Linked DNA regions of Homo sapiens: region 2 is linked to region 1. Evidence: read pairs that join two places in POLR2A ChIA-PET (ENCODE). Cell type or tissue: GM12878. All regions are shown on one strand. Links, peaks and the distances in the headings refer to the core of each region. The heading gives the core; the rest is flanking DNA.

Region 1 (8,343 bases), core at 146-8,145:
GTGCAGTGGTCGGTTTAAGAAGCATTCAAAAATATATGTTGAATGAATAAACAATTTAATTAACATCTGCTTCCTAGTGAAATCACTAGACTCAGTTTAAATGGCTTAAATTACATACTAATTTTTACCTGGAAGATTCTTGTTGAAAATGATTGAAAATCTTATTTAAAAGGCCAATTTCTCGGCTCTCTTAATACCACTGCTTTACTAATTTGTTGGAGATAAAACATCGCATTTTTTCAAGTTTGTTATATTTTTATTACAACAGTAACACATGTTCACTGCAGAAACTTTACACATTACATATAAGCAAAAAGAAAAAATCATAATTCTCAAAATCTCAAACTATAAGTAACCACAGTCACTGTTTTAGGGTAGTTTATGATGCAGTCTATGTGCATTTTTTTTAACGCTTTTAATAAACATGGCTAATTTGCCCTTTAGAAACACTGAACTATTATATGTTCCTGGAATTGTTGAGAATGCTCTTCGCTTATAGTAACACCACGTCTAATCAGCAATATTAATCTTGGCAGAATGGGTAGGGGAAAATAGTTCCTTTATAAATGTGCATTTCTTTGAATACTAATTAAATTGAATATTTTTCATAAATGTATTGACCTTTTCTATTTCCTTTGTAAACTGCCTCTTTGCTTTTTGGCCTATTTTTCTATTGGGGTATTTCTTTCTCTCTCTTTCACTCTGTCTCTCAAATGATTTTTCAGAACTGGATGTATATTAACCAACATTTTCCCCAGTCATTTGTCTTTTACCATATTTCCTTTCAGAGTCACTGATCCCTAGGAAGAGTCTAATAAACTAAGTGAAAGTCACATTATGATCGCCTCTTCCTTTCATTTCTAAACTGAGTAAATGTCATGAGCTAGAATGTCTTCTAGGAAGGGAAGCAAACCTAAAAACAACCAGTGGAATATTATTTTCTCTATGAAGAGAATTATTTTCAGAAGCAACGGTAAACACAGCATTTAAAATAAAAAGATGTCCTAATTTACTTTTGGCAATTACTCAGAATTTAGAATTGATATAACTACTTTCTTTTTACCCTTAAGAATATCATACATAGTGCTGGCCTAAAAAGGAATATAATGGGAAGTGCATGCTAGGGATGACAAGTCAGATTTGGTAATTACAGTTAACAGTAACGTCTGTTCATCCACTATTGACGCATTGAAGTATTTCCATGGGATATGTAAGGGAGTCATGTATAGCTGTGCCCCATAAATTCAATAAAGAATGAACACTCTTATGGTTTGGTAACTGAGAAGTTAGCTGGGGGCAATGGTGAAATTCTTTCTTCCTGAAAAATGGAAACTATGAAAGGGGAGAAAAGTGAAAGACATTACAAAAGGGAACAAGAGCAACATGACTGGGAGTACAGAAGTATAGAAAAAAGGAAAAAAGAAATAGACATAAAGTAGACGAGATGGACAACTAAGGGTTAGGAGAAACACATTTTAAAAATGTATTAAATCCAAATTATAAAAAATGGTACAATGATCATTGTAAATTGTTAAATTTATATCAGTGGGGCATTACAAATATGGAACAGTTTTTTAAAATGTTTTCAATGGAATTTATCCCTCACATGACATAAAAACATTTAATTGTATCTTCCTTTAGGCATAAATGTTGAAAGAAGTTCGTTTTTTAAATCTGTTAAATTTTTTAAGTACATACGTGCACACAGATGAACTTGGTGTTAGAAGTGCTGCAAGCTGTTTATTAAAACTTAGAGTGCTGTCAGATTCCCCTGATATTTTCAGATGTTTGTTTACCAGCAGTAGCTTCAGAAGCAAGAAGAAAACCGGATCATTTATAATTGTATTTGGCTTAGATAAATAAAAGGTGTTTGGCTAAAGGTTCTTCCTAATTGAAGTCACTTTAAAATTCAATAAAAAGAACTGGCTAAAGAAGCAAACCCTAGGTATACAATAGTTTGTAATCATGAAACCAGCCTAGATTCAAACCCTTTCCTGAAAGAAAAATAGAGAAATATTTGTTGCCCTGGGGATGTTGGTGTATCTAGAAACAGAATAAGCAACAGATAATAATAATTTGAAGTTTTATTTATTCATTTTTCACTTTCTTCCAAAATCTTGCTTGGGTCAATATTAGAAATAAGAAAAGGGCCATTTTGAAATATAAACAAAAATATAAGTGTTTAGCTCTCTCAAATATCTTAACAATTATGAAATTATTAAAATGTTTAAGAAAATAATTCTAAGATAAACTTGATTTACTTGTATTAAAACAAAAATTAGAGACAAAATTGTGGACTTCCTTTTAGGTAGTTTTAAAGCATTACTTTAAATAGTTTCAATTAAGTGTAAATAAGGTGAATTTAATAGTCTGACAAAGAAATAAAGCCTGGATGCTCTTAGTTCAATTCATTAGTGATGGCAAGGTATATAAAGTAAAATTGCTTAGAGAAAGAAAAAAATCAAATGGGATAATACTTCAAAAAAATAGAGACTGATCACCAAAAGTCTAATGAAGGTTTGTGAATCATGTTTTTCAAATGGCCATTTGAGTAGCGTGACTCATGCAATATCCTCCCTCCTTGGCCTCTTTCCACAGTCAGCCAAAAATTAGTGATGAAAATCATATGAGAAGGAAATGTATCAAGTGGTTTTAAATCCTGACATAGAAACATGGTTTGCATCACCATGAATGCCGAACTCTAAAACTGCAGGTATCTTGATTAGGTTGAGAGAGAAGTTTAAAAATCACAAGTGATACTTTAATGGTTTCACTCCAATGAAGTGGAAAGGAGCTATCTTTTAACATTTTTCTTAACATCTTTATTTTTTGCCTGCCTGATTTTATTTATTCCTTGATCTGTGAGCTCTGATATGTGAAGTGTATTTCTATGGTTCTAAGGTAACTTTTAAGCTTGATGATTTTCACCATTGTGGATCAATAATATAATTTATCCTATTTCTCCCACTGTGGCAATACTGAAATAAAAATGTAAAACCAGTTTATCTGTTTTCTAATGCCTGGTTTACTCTTCTGAATTCTATAAATCATTCTGTTTTTCATATATACACATACATATGCATACACTATATGTATACATATAAATTTACTATATATGTATATATACCTACAAATATATATGCCTACAAGTATCCATATATACCTCCTATATATGTATATAAACCTACTATATATGCCTACAAATATATATATACTCTCTCTACACACACATACATGCACCTACACAGAAATCTGCAGGAAAATGACACTTTCACATATTCAAAGGGATCCCAAAAGAGTTCAAAAGCCAAGATTGGAAGCACCAACCCATGGAAAGATGTATTTAAAATCACAAAATACTTCTGTGGACACTGAGAAAAACCAAGCCACACAAACGTTTACATATGAGCGTGATTAGAAGGTGGGCAGACTGCCTTAATCAACTTTATATAAACTCTTGACATAAAAGTGAAAAAATGAAACATAAATGATATATTTTCTTAGCTCAACCGTTAAAAAGCCAATTACCTACTCGTGAACGTTTGCCACATACAATAATACTTTGAAGACACTTCATGATCAGAAGTGAGAAACTCTAGGCATTTGCATCCAACCGTCATTTTATCTGTGAAACTGCTAGTAAAACATAAACCTGAAAGGCATTACTCCCAGCTCTAAGGCGACATCGCTGTCATTAAAGAAAACCTGTGCCTGAGTTGGCTGAGTACCTTCTTGCAGAGTCCTCTGTCCTCGCGGAGTGGGAGGGTCACACTGGGAGAGACTAATAAGGGCAGAGATGCGTCCCCCTTCCCCACTCGCAGGGAGCTCACTCCTCGGCGGTGCCGCAGCCCTGTCCGGACTCCACTGCGCCTCTGAGGGGCTCAAATACGAATTCAAGGTAAGCTGCGCGGCTTTGCGACCGGCTCTGCACTTGCCCTCTCACACATGCCCGGGCTATGTCATCTGCTCGTGTTCCTAGTTATCTGTGTGCATCTGCTTTTCAAGAAAATGTAAAAACTGTGCTACACATGGAAATATGTTTAGGTGGATAAATAATGCACACCTGCATACGTTTCCATAGGGGCCTTAAGGATGGGACCAAAAACGTTTGGCAGGAGACGGCCACTCTCATGTGGTACATACCATGTAGTTCGTGTTCCTATGTTCACATGATGCAGGCTTCATGCGTTACACCTAAGTTCTAGGTGGTTTTTCTGGCTATGTGTGTCTGTGAAGCGGAACTATGGAGCACTGCTGATGCGGGTAGGGACAGACATCAAATACATTACAAAAAAAATGGGGGGTTAAAGGAGTAAAACAAACTCACTATCAATTCATGCCGTTAGAGCGCTTTTTTTTTTTTTTTTTGACGGTGTTAGCCCTGGAAGCGAGGCAGCCAGTTAAGCGGCGTAAGCTAAGAGACGCGGGGTTCCGGTGCGGTGCCCTCCGGCCCGGGGTTACCTACTCCACATGTGGGTGTTTTTCCCAAGTGCGGCTTCTGGGGGGCGGCGCGGGCGCGGGCGGGGATTCCCGGACTCCAGCCCCACCACGTTCCGGAGCGTCCGGCCCTGTTCCTTAATTACCCTGCAGCATGCGCAGCGCGGTCGGCCACAGCGCCGCCGCCGTCCCCGCAGTCCTCCCTGCAGCCACCGCCGCCGCCGCCGGAACGTCCCAGTCGCGGCGCGAGGAAGACGCGGCCCCAGCCTCTGCCGCCTCCGCTGTCAGAGTCCCGAGGCCACCGCCGAGAGCGCGCCGGCGCCGCAGCCACAGCGGCCGAGAACCAGGAGGCGGCGCCGGGCGGCCCAGCTAGGGCGCTGCAGGGTCGCGAGGAAGTTTGTTGGCCCGGAACCAAGCACGCCGTCGGGCACGCTAGCTCCCCGAGAGCAGGCGGGCGCGTAAGCGAACCCCCTTAGAGGTTACGGAGGGAGCGGGAAGCCGGCAAGAGGGTGGGCAGAGGAGCTGGGGGACAGGCGGGTGCCACAGGAGCCCCCGAGGAGCTTCATTTGATGAGAAGGTGAAGAGGCAGAGGGGACCAGCGTGCCTTGTCAGCCTCAGGGGACAGTGGGCTGGAGAGCAAAAAGAGGAGGGCCCAGAATGCTGATAATAAGTAGTTTTAATAGAACAATCCGTGAATAGAGGCAAGAGAGTGATCATCGGCCACAGCTTGAGATTGGGAGATGGAAGAGTAAGGGAAATAAATTGCGCCACCTCCCTCAATCCCCAATTCCAAGACGACTCAGTCCCATCTTCTGCTTGGATAAGTCTGAGGAGGATTAAGATGTGAGGATAATCACTCTGCTGTAGGGGAATTTACATCTGCCTGTTAATGGAGGAGATGAAACAAACGCACACCAGTATCTATTTTCAACCACCACCCCTCCCCAAAAAGGAGAGAACACCAATGCCTCCCCCTCTGCCCGAATCAAACACTGCTATAATTCTTTAGGAGACTAAAGGGAAAAAAAAAAAAGAAAGAAAAGAGCCCCTGCTCGTATGTGGGGTCTTGGCATCTCCTTGTTTTTGAGTGGTGGGAAACTTGCAGGACCCTCTCTAAGTAGAGAGATCTTTGATATGGGCCTGCAAAGCTGAGATATTTAGGTATTCCAGTGGTGAAAAACATGCATAAATGCCCCTTCCTGAGGAGGGCTGACAGGGTTTTTGTGTAGGAATATCTCTTCAGGATGAAAAAGAGGAGGGTGACCCCCAGAGGCAGAAAATTTATGCTCTCTCTAGGGGATAGAAAGTGGAGAAAGTAACTGTCAGGTGCTTCCGTTAGGTTTTGTCCTACCTGAGCTCTCTAAGTGCTAAGGGACCTAAATGGGGTTTCCTGGGAAAGGAGGGAGACAGTATGGCAAAAGAGCAGGAAAGTGAACCTGAAACTGAAATGGACAGGACTAAGAAAGAGCAAAAAGGTGAAAGAAACCCAAATGTGATTATTACCACAATTGGGACATCATCTCTATATCTGAATCATTCTCATCCTAGAAAACCATCCAAAACAGATGGGAACTGTTGGTATTTTCCAAAAATGGAAAATTTCCATCTACTTTCTGGTCCTCCAGTTTAATCTCTCCTGCTGCAATTTTAGTTTATTTTCTCCAGCAGGCAGAAATGCCAATGTGGGTACACAGAGTCAATGGTTCTAGAGGCGGAAGAAGATATGAAGTTAGAAACCATGGTAGTGTGACTAAGAGGCATCACAAATGAAAATTCAATTGAAGTATGAAAAATAAACTGAAATGCAAGGAAGTAGGGCTATAGATATGCTAATATATAACCCTGAAAAGATGCTGGAAAAAAAAAAAACCCAGAATGAATAGGACCAGAATTGAGTCATCTGAGGCAGGCCACATTGAGGATGTACATCTTAAACAGGCAGAGAATAACTAGCTTAGCAGAAGAGATCCAGCAGGGAGGGCATTCCAGCCAGAAGAAATTGCATGTGTGAAGGCTTAGAGGTAGGAGCAAACAGTCATGTGCCTGGTAAGACAGAAAATCCAAGCGGGGTGAAATCTGAGATGAGTAGAGCAGATAGCACCTGCCAAGGAGAGATTGGAAAGGACTGGCTAAGAAGCAATAGGCTTTTTAGGGTGTTATTTTGTAAGCCAATAATAAAATAATCAGGTGAGCAAGTTGCATATTAAATTCGATAGAAATATGATGTATGCAGAGTGGACTATTAGGCCTCTCTTATCTATGCATACGTTATGAAGCACAAAGGATTTCTGACCTCCTCTTTTTAAGAGAAATCAAAAGTAATTGTGAAATTTTAAGATTATTAGATCAGAAAACCAGTAGAGCCCTTCAAATTGAAAAAAAATGGGAAAAAGGATGAATTTGAAAATACGGCCATATATTATATATTAATTTAAGATGATATTGGATCATTGATATAGATATATCTGTGGAACACAACAGAGCAAGAGAATTGTAATCAGAAAAAAATGTAGGTCAGTTGTGATGGTTGAAATTGAGAATGGTACCGGAAAAGTTGATGGAAACAAATCATAGTTCAGAGAAGTGAGTCGGTAAAACAGACAAGTTGATGAGAATGGAGAGAATAGGTTAAGTGTGCTCAAAGGGAATCCCAGGTTTGAGACCCTCTGGAATGTAGACACTAGTTTGGAAGTAACAGAAGTAATAACAAAACTGAGGAAATGTAATAGAGTTGGACATATTTCAAAGTAGTACAAACATTAGGAACTAGGGAGTATGCTTTCTGTGGAGGCAGAGAGCAACTTCAATAGTACTATTTTTTTGTCCCACTAAGTAACTGAAATTATGTTCACTGAGCTTTCTTTTAGTAATTTTTACTCTATTTCTCCATCATTCTTTTCTTTATGCCCATCATTCTACAGATGTTAAGCCCATACCTGTCTATATTACTTAATGGTTCCCAACCTTTGATTTGTTTATTTTTAGTCCAAGTGTATTGCCTTAGACTGTATCATTCTACAGATTGATCCCATGAATACCTACTAAATGTCAAGTTTAAAGAAGACACAGATAAATAAAATACAATCTGTTTTCTCCAAGATGTTCAATATAGGGAAGAGAAAGAATGCAAAGGAGTTATAGCAGTGCAGTATAAAGTGTGCAGAAGCATAAGTGGGTATTGAGCTCTGTTGAATCACAGGACAGTGAGTAGTGAACTCTCCCTGGTATGATTCTCACAGACTTCACAGAGGACATGGCATTTGAGCTACACGTTGAAGGCAGACTAAGTGTTTTCCAGATCGGAGAGGATTGGAAGGACTTTCCAGTAGCCAAAAAAGCACATGCAGAAACCTGTGAATTGTTAATAATTTGATGGCGGAGAGTGTTTGGAAGGAGGTAGCAGGACAGGTGGTTGGACAGATGAGTTGAGGCCCCACTGTAAAAGAGCCTTGAGTGCCTCACTTTGGAGTGGGCAATGAAGAGCCACCAGAAAACTTTGAGCAGGGCAGTTAAGTGACTAGGTCTTTGTTTTAGAAATAGAATTCTTGAGAAGTAGGGAGGTGGAAATAAAGGGAACAAGATGGAGAAAAGGAATCCAGTTAGGAGTCTATTGCAATTTTCCAGATTAGGAATGGTAAAAACGTGAACTAAGGCAGTTTCAGCGAGGATGAGAAAGTTGGTATGGATTCAAAAGACGTTTACAAATAGATTTGATAGACTTTGACAGAGATTTGATATGGGGTGAGGGTGAATAAATTGAAGATGATTTTGAAATTTTTAACTTGAGTTCCTAAATTAATGATGATGCCTGTAATTAAAATGTGTAGGTCATGAGGTTTCTGTAGAATATAATGAGGGCAGAAACTTTGCCTAAATTGCAAAAGACATCTGCAAACTTACTTCAAT
Region 2 (8,343 bases), core at 181-8,180, 52 kb before region 1:
TTTTGTTTTGAGACAAAGTCTCACTCTGTCACCCAGGCTGGAGTGCAGTGGCACAACCTCGGCTAACTGCAACCTCTGCTTCCCGGGTTCAAGCGATTCTTCTGCCTCAGCCTTCTGAGTAGCTGGGATTACAGGCACCTTCCACTACGCCTGGCTAATTTTTGTATTTTTAATAGAGACGGGGTTTCTCCATGTTGGCCAGCCTGGTCCCGAACTCCTGACCTCAGGTTATCCGCCCACCTCGGCCTCCCAAAGTGCTGGGATTACAGGCATGAGCCACCATGCCCAACCATAATTTTCTTAATAATATTTTCTTTTCTCTAGTTTTCATTATTGGAAGAATGCAATATATAATAAATACAACATGCAAAATATATGTTAATCAACTATTTATGTTATTGGTAAGGATTCCAGTCAATAGAAGGCTATTACTAGTTAAGTTTTTGGAGAGTCAAAAGTTATAGGCAGATTTTCAAGTGCATGGGGATTCAGCATCCCTAACCCCTAACTTATTCAGGGGTCAACTGTACTTAGTCAACTGATTGTAGATATTTATCATGTCTACAAAATACCTTCACGGCAACACATAGCATTTGAATAGTTGATTATTATAGCCAAGCCGAGTTAACATTAGAGATGCTTTTCAGAATTGTAAATTGAGAGATGTGGAGAATGATGATGCCACTAATGAAGACAGGGAACATACGAAGAAGAGAAGATTAAGGGTGAGGAATGACAGAAATAAACTGTATTTCATAGATTCTAAGATGCACTTTTCTCCTTTACATTTTAACATCTCTGATGTTAGGACTCACCTTTAAATTGATGGGATCTTACCACTATAACTGGTATATTTTGTTCTTCATCATTTATAAAATGATGGTGCATCTTACAGTCAATGTCACCTTAGAGTGAAGGAAACAAGGTAGTAGATTTTATTTGGTACCTTGGATTTGAGGTGCCTGAGGAACACGGATAGCTCTAGTTCATAGAATGTATAGGCGGGAAACTCAGCCAAGGGACCTGCCACAGAGGTATGAGTCATCTATACTCAAGTAAAAGCTGAAGCAATGAAAATGCAAAAAATTCCCAGGAAAAATTGGTAGAAGTGAGAATAATAGTCAGCTAAATAGACAACCCTAAAAAAACAGCAAACTTTAAGGAGAGAATAAAAGGAAAAGAGTGGTTAGAACTAATAATCAGAATACATCATATAAACAAAGAGAGAAGATACTTTTTAAAACTAATGAGTAGCTGTCAATACCAAATATAGTGAGAGGACTAGCAAGTGCCCACCGAGTATGGCAACATGAGTGGGGGGGTCATTAACGAATTTTCTAGAATAATTCCACTGGAGTGGATAGGAAGCAGACAAGTTGCACTGGCTTAGAGGAATGAAGGAGAATTAGGAAAACGGAGGTCATGAATGTAAAATATTCTTTCAGGAAGCTTGACTAAAAAGGGGTGGAATAATGAAAAAGTTAAATAGAGAGGATAAGGTCAATGGTGATTTCTGCAGAAGTGACTCAGATTTGAACTCATTTCTAAGAAACGTAGAAAAGGCGTGGGCCACTCTTATGTTACTAAACCAAACAGGGGTCCCATTGCCCAGTGCAGTAAGGCCAAATATTCATACCGAGGTTGCTTTGCAGCAGGAGAAAGGAGGGCCTTTATTAGTAGGGTACCAAGCAAGGATAATTGGGCAGCTGAAATGTAAGACCCAAACTTCCAGATGGCTTGCAAGCAAGGGTGTTTAAAGGCAGAGGTAAATTTCAGGAAAGCAGAAGTTATAGGCAAAACTATAAATCAACACATAGAGGTGATACATTGGTTTGGCCTACAAAGGTGGAAGCAGAGTCAGGTGGGGCAGGGTGCTTCCAGGTCATAACTGGATTTCAAAGATTTTCTGACTTGCAATTGGTTAAAGAAGAGAAGCTTTGTTTAAAAATTTGGGATCAGAAGAAAGAAATATTAAGTCTGGCCTGTGGGCGTGACTTCCTCCATGCCCCTCAGGAAGAAATTTAAAGCAAGAGTTCAGTCCTCAATTACCTCTTATTTGAGGTCTACATGCCAGGGAATCCATTTGGTGGGGGTACCAGCTTCTAAGAAACAACTCAGGGACATATATTCTGATGTTCTCTTTAGTTTCTACAGGGTGAAACCGCCTTTGCAAAATTATAACTGAGGAAATTATGACAGTGACAGAAATCACACCTAACTGATTCCATCTGGCTCCTAATCTTTAAGCTGTCCTTCTTCATTCCTGAGGATAGGCCAAACTAATTTTGAGAAGGAATTCAGTTCATGGCTTGATTCTGAAACAAAATTGATAATAGACCTTTCCTGAAAAGACCCCTTCCTTGCCTGGGTACCAGTCTGCCTTTGCAGGACTAACAAATTAGCTACAAGATTAGAAATTACAGTTTAGGGGCATGCAGCCTCTGGCTCCAAGTTGCTGGGGATAACATCACTATTGCAAACCTAAGATCAGTGCTTGAGATATTTTGCAGAATCTGCACTGGATGGATCAGCAGACACCACCCAGACCAGTAATCTGGCTCAACCAGTTCTACCATCTCACCCAGATGAACAGAAAACAGCAAGAAAAAGTCAACTTCGACCCCCTATGGTTCCATCTCCAACCTGACCAATCAGCACTCCCCACTTCTCAAGCCCCTACCTGCCAAATTATCTTTAAAAACTCTGATCCTCAAATGCTCAAGGATATTTGATTTGAGTAATAATAAAACTCCAGTCTCCTGCACAGATGGCTCTGTGTGACTTAGTCGTTCTGCCTTGCAGTTCCCCTCTCTTCATAAATCGTCTCTGTCTAAGCAGTGGGCAAGGTGAATCCGTTGAGCAGTTACAAGGAAACCAAACATCTCAGAACTCTAATTCCCTTGGCTATAGTTTTAAGCTACTCTTGCCTTCTTGCTTATCAAGTTGCTCATTTACTTCTTAGGGCTAACCAGGTGTCTGGAAGTTCCCTTAAAGGAATTCAATATTTTTCTTTATTTCCATGTTTGGCAAGGGGAGCAGGCAGCAGCCCCCTAAGAAAGGTTCTTGCTTTGTCTCACTGAACACATGAATTTAAGTTTGATTATCAGATCATTTTTTTTTAACAACTTGAACTCCGAAGACATGAGGTAGTCAGAAAAAAAGGAGGAGTCAATCAGTCAGGATTCTGGCAAGAAACAGAGGGTAGTACATCTAAAAGTGTACTTTTAATCATCTAAAAGTGATTCAGAAGAAGAGTTCAATGATTGGACTATTTACAAAGATGTGAGCAGGAAAAAGGGAAGCTAACCCTAGAGTTGTCAAAACAGGAAATCATTACCACCACTGAAAGGTCACTCCCTGTCTCAGAAGGAGGTTACTGGAATCTGAAAAGACCTATACACTTAGGAAAGAGCTTTCTAGTAGCCATTGTCACCTACAGTCCCTCAAGAAGGGAGCCAGGGGATAAATACTCTGTTACTCTTTTTGAATGTACTTAACAGGAAAACAGAAGGCAAGGGAGCCTATTTATTGCAAACATAATGATCAGCCTCCTGGGGCACAGAGCAGAGTGGAGAAGGATGGAACGTGTATCTGGAGGAGCAAATGGAAGACACTCAGCAGAAGGGGAAAGACTTGTTTAAATAGAATAATACCAAGGAAAACAGGACTGCTGGTGAAGACAAAGAGGGCGTTTTTCACAGATACTTCATGTTCTAGCAATAGTGGAAAAACAATGCTATTTCAATTTTTGAGTAGTTAATGAGAAACTGATATTTCTAAATAAGAAAAGGCCGAATATCCTTGTTTTAATTAAAGTCTATTGTTCATTTTGTATTGTGCAAAATGAAGACAGCCAGTGATAGCTATAGTTCAAAAAAGATTCTAATTATTTGCAGAATAACTAAGTATATAATGTTTCAGCTTTATATTAAAATACAGCTTTCCTATTAAAAGGATGTTTCTAATTTTAAAAATATGAATAAATTGATGTTATAAAAAATACTGCTGGCTAGGTTTAGCCCTGAATAACAAGAAGGAACAATGTCAAAATTTGTATAGGCCTTTAGTATTTCCATTTAATTTTGAAATGAAGGTTTATTCATTTAAATTTTGGGTTGTTTTATTTTACTCTGTTATGTACTTAATCAAATATTGATAGACCAAATGACTTCAGTAATGTTGGCTCTGTATCTATTTCATTTTTTAGCATCACATATAGATAACCTTTTGCTGATACAGCTTAAGAATTGTACCAAATAAAAAGCCAATGCTATATCTACAAATGAGAACTTAGAAAAAAAAATCTAGCACCAATAAGATATCAAATTTTGACTTTTAAAATTACTTTTTCAATACATAAACATATGTCCACATGCATACTTTCTAGATGGATTGTCATTTCACAGAAGCCTTTTCTCATATTGAAATGGAATGCAGATTGGGTAGTTAAATTTGATAGTGAGAAATAAAAATAAAAAATTCTAAGCCCCCAACTGACTGAACGGACATCTCTCTTGGCCAAGGGGAATCGAGAGAAATCTTGGAAGCTGAATTTACAGTCATGACAGGATGGATGTTCAGACATGCCTCATTATAACCCCCTCCCTTGCTAACCACCATTAGGCTTTCTACTCTGAGGGCTAAACAGAAACTAGCCCTTTCAAAAGACTCCACACTGATAATGTTGATCACTAGCTTATCTTTCCTGGTACAGAACAAAGACAAGATGAAATCAATTGTTCTTTTACCCTTGCCTGAGATGTCTGCTTCCTCTATTCCCTTTTTCTTCACATGTTCACCTTATCTTATGTAAAATGTAGATTTATTAGGCACTAACTAAAAACCTTACAAGTATGTAATCATTAATTTCACTGCTACCTGCCCGCCCCTTTTCTTAAAGGAAAATATGTAAATACTAAACTTCCTGAGAACCTCTTTGGAAAACACAATCACAGAATGCATCTGTGACTTGCATTTTAACCAGGTGAACCCTCAGGCTGGCTCAATAAACATCAATGATCTGAGACTTATGCTTCAGTCACTCACTTTGATCTGTCAACGGAAAACTCTCAAGAAATTTCCTTTTTATATCTTTTAAGCAAACTCACACACACACACACACACACACACACACACACACACACACATACAGCTTTTTCTTTGCTAAGTCTGTATGTCAATTAACATCTGACCAGTACTAGAATAAGCTTAATTTTCAAGGGAAGATGGAGCTTCGTGAAAGATAGAGAGTTGTCCCATCATTTCTGATGATTACAACTCATCTTTCTTCAGGCCAGATTTTTTTTTTTTTCCTGATGTGCAAATACAAGTTTTCACAAGTTTCTTGAAAACCATTCAGTCTTTACCATTACCATGTACCCAAATCAATCATCTGTTTACTATTACCTAATTACCTTGTAACTTATACGTTTCTGGAGCTACCTGTAATCCAGTCTCATGGACTCACACTCAAAGAAACACCAGTTGGGCATAAAAATATAATTAGAAGCAAGGGAGATTTGATTCACGCCCATGAGAAATTACCAAAGGGTAATTAGAGTAATTATACTTCTTTTAAGTTCTCTTTAGACCTCACTCTCATATTCTCTCACATGTCTGCAGGGGCAGATTTACCATCATGTTAATGGAGCTTCAGCGCCAATGATCCACTTGCACAGGTGTTTTCCATGGTCCTGTGGAAAAAAAGGCCTAGCAATGTGTTCCCATGGACCTATGGTTTTTTTGTAAATTTTTGTAAGTAATGTATTTTTGCTTCAGTCTGTTGAGACCACTGTCTCTTTCCATTTTCACTTTCACATTTTGCCTCATATGAGTATCACTGGAGTGGCTGCAGGCATTCTGAGGCTCCAGCTCAGGTTAAGTAGGGTTAGGGATGCATTTAGTTTAGGTTGAGTGGGATGTATTTACATGGAGTTACTCTCATGTTTAGTTAAATTATTGCTAGGCATCCAGGTGTAGCAATGGCTTTCAGGAATATTCTTATTGCCCATGATTCCAATTTGATGTGCACTATGACACAAAGGCAAGACCAGAGGTCTATTTTTGAAAGTGTGGAGCCAAAATGAAGGCTATTTTCTAGATTTTGTGATGTCTGTGGTATTCGGCATCTGTTAAAATTTTCTAATCTGTTTTTCTCATTCTAAATTAAAGTTTACTTTTGAGTCTAACTTTGTATTCATAATTTTCCATTCTTTTTCTTGAGGAGGAGCCCCCACAAAGTTAAAAGCTTGTCTCCTGGATCCGCCTTGCAGATGAGAAAAAAATTCTCACTGCCCTCTCTCTGGTTCCTTCCCAGAAAACTTTCCTGACAGACAGACAGGCTGGCTTTTCACACTAAGCACCACTTCCTGCTTAACAGTGCCCCCATCACTGCTTCCGTCTTTCTGTTGCCTTTTCAAGTACACCTTTCTCACTCACGAATATCTTGCTAAGTATCTGGGTCTTCTTTTCCTAACTGCCTTCTTTTTGAGAAGTAGCTCTGTGTTTTGGAATTAAACATAAATAAAATCCTCCATCTCTTCCACAATTAGCCATTGTTTCTCTAACTTGAGCAATACATAAATTAGTCCTTTTTAAATGGGAAAACATTTTGGGGCAATCTAATGACAACTTATTTTCATGATGCTATTTAAATAAGTAAAAATGTAAAACAATGGATGAATGCCTTAATTTTATAGGCCTTATACAACTTTACAACAAATAAAAATTCAAGTGAAACTTAAAAAGAAGATAAAATCATGTTAATAACATTATTTTAATGTGATGCATAGTGGCATTTGGCTGAAAAAAAATCATTCAGTCCTGAGTTTAATAGTAGAAAGATGCAGACTCATGTCTGGTTTTATAATTAATCTCTTTTGACATTTTGATTTCAATAATGCAAATGTAGAAAATGTCTATTCCCATAAGTATATGGTACAAAATGGTATTAATAACTTCAAGTCTTTGTTTGCAAATTAAGTATAATCAGGCCTTATGCTTAACTAAATCTCTGCCAGTGAGCAATCCTGGAGTGCCAGTTTTATAGTGGAGTCATTTGATAATTGTATAAATGTTTGTTTTTACTTGGAGATAATATGAGTACTGGCACTATTGAAATATGTATTAAATGGGTATGTAATCTAATTATTGCTGGAACTGGAAATAGAACTATTTGTCATTGCATATTTTCTGCTAATGAAATATTAATTACAAAATGGGATGTACATGACAGTATTCTTAAAACCATTTGTTCACAATGTGAATACTGTATAACATTGGCTAACTAAAGAGATTCTTGTGAGGTTAGTAAGCCTGTATTATCATATGTCACAGGATCCATCAATTCTACCATGACATTTTTTTGTTCCAACCAAGGAACTACTTTCACACATTCAGTTTGTTACCTTACACTTACTCCATGCAAAAGAGACAGAAAATATAAACTGCAAGATAGTACTCAGTTATCAGGTACTTCAAATGAACCAGATGATTTAATATAGGCTCGTATTAATTTTGTAAAATTTTTGTGAAAATAAAAATGCAGAATAAAAAATTGACTTAGAGAATTCTCAACTATTGTTGTTTTGCTTTACTAAATAAGATAATTATAAAATGCTTCTTGAAATTTTAGCACTAAAATTATTACTATTGATTTAGTCTATTGTAATAGTTATGCTAAAATATTTTATAGGCTCCCAAAATAATTATTTACATATTTTTAATGTGTTATGTACATATAAAATCAGACTCTAGAAGAAAATACCTGAATAACCAAAAATTATAACACTAGGACTCACACAAAGCCACTCACATGAAACCACTCACCTGTGCTTCAGAAAGCTGAGGGTTTGTAATCTACAAGATAGAAGCCTAAAAGTGTCTGGGCATCACATTATAACTTATCTTGACAACCTCTGTACACATAGGTGTTATATTGCCAACAAAATTTTGTGATTGGTAGTTTGAATGTTGTTATAAGTCATTATAAATATTGACATTCATCTTTGTTTGGGCAGACATAGTTGCCAACTGCCTCTCATGTCCGCAGGCCCTTTGAACCCTGCTCATAACCCTTTGTTGCAGGGACTAGTGGAACACATTAGTGGCCATGTTATACCTGGTATGATTCTGGTTTCTTGGCCAGATGATAAAATTGGGGAAGAGGAGAACAGCCAGTCTGTAGACTGCAAAGTAGGAAACAAGGGGGTCAGGCCCAAGAGTTTTGCCCAAAATGACAATGAGTATAAACTGAATGCAAATTCATGAAGTTCTGAATTTTGAAAAAAGAGGGAGAGAAGTAGTTGGCCAGTTAGTAAACAGAGAAGGAGAAAGGTGTACAGA

The links. ChIA-PET counts read pairs that join two places held together with the same protein. Peaks named below come from ENCODE experiments on the same cell type or tissue, not always from the same donor. Only the 100,000 strongest peaks of a DNase experiment are listed, where the experiment ranks them.
Region 2: POLR2A ChIA-PET joins it to region 1 with 10 read pairs; 8 of 35 experiments call an interaction of 5 or more read pairs at or near these places.

What each region holds. Positions count from the first base shown.
Region 1 is chr6:69,862,743-69,871,085 of GRCh38, forward strand. COL19A1 (collagen type XIX alpha 1 chain) reads left to right here and starts at 3,814. Exons shown (of 51, transcript NM_001858.6): 1 at 3,814-3,898. RefSeq lists silencers at 4,452-4,501, 4,722-4,771, 4,782-4,851. In GM12878, for the core only: CTCF peaks have their summits at 4,790 (motif pointing right) and 5,703 (motif pointing left); a DNase peak (open chromatin) is centred at 3,779; H3K4me3 peaks cover 5,377 bases; H3K27ac peaks cover 4,340 bases.
Region 2 is chr6:69,810,397-69,818,739 of GRCh38, forward strand. No RefSeq gene overlaps it. Among named protein-coding and RNA genes, the nearest start is that of LMBRD1, 18 kb to the left of the region's middle. RefSeq lists enhancers at 5,610-5,929, 6,040-6,109. In GM12878, for the core only: no CTCF peak of the experiment used is centred there; no DNase peak of the experiment used is centred there; H3K4me3 peaks cover 885 bases; H3K27ac peaks cover 4,137 bases.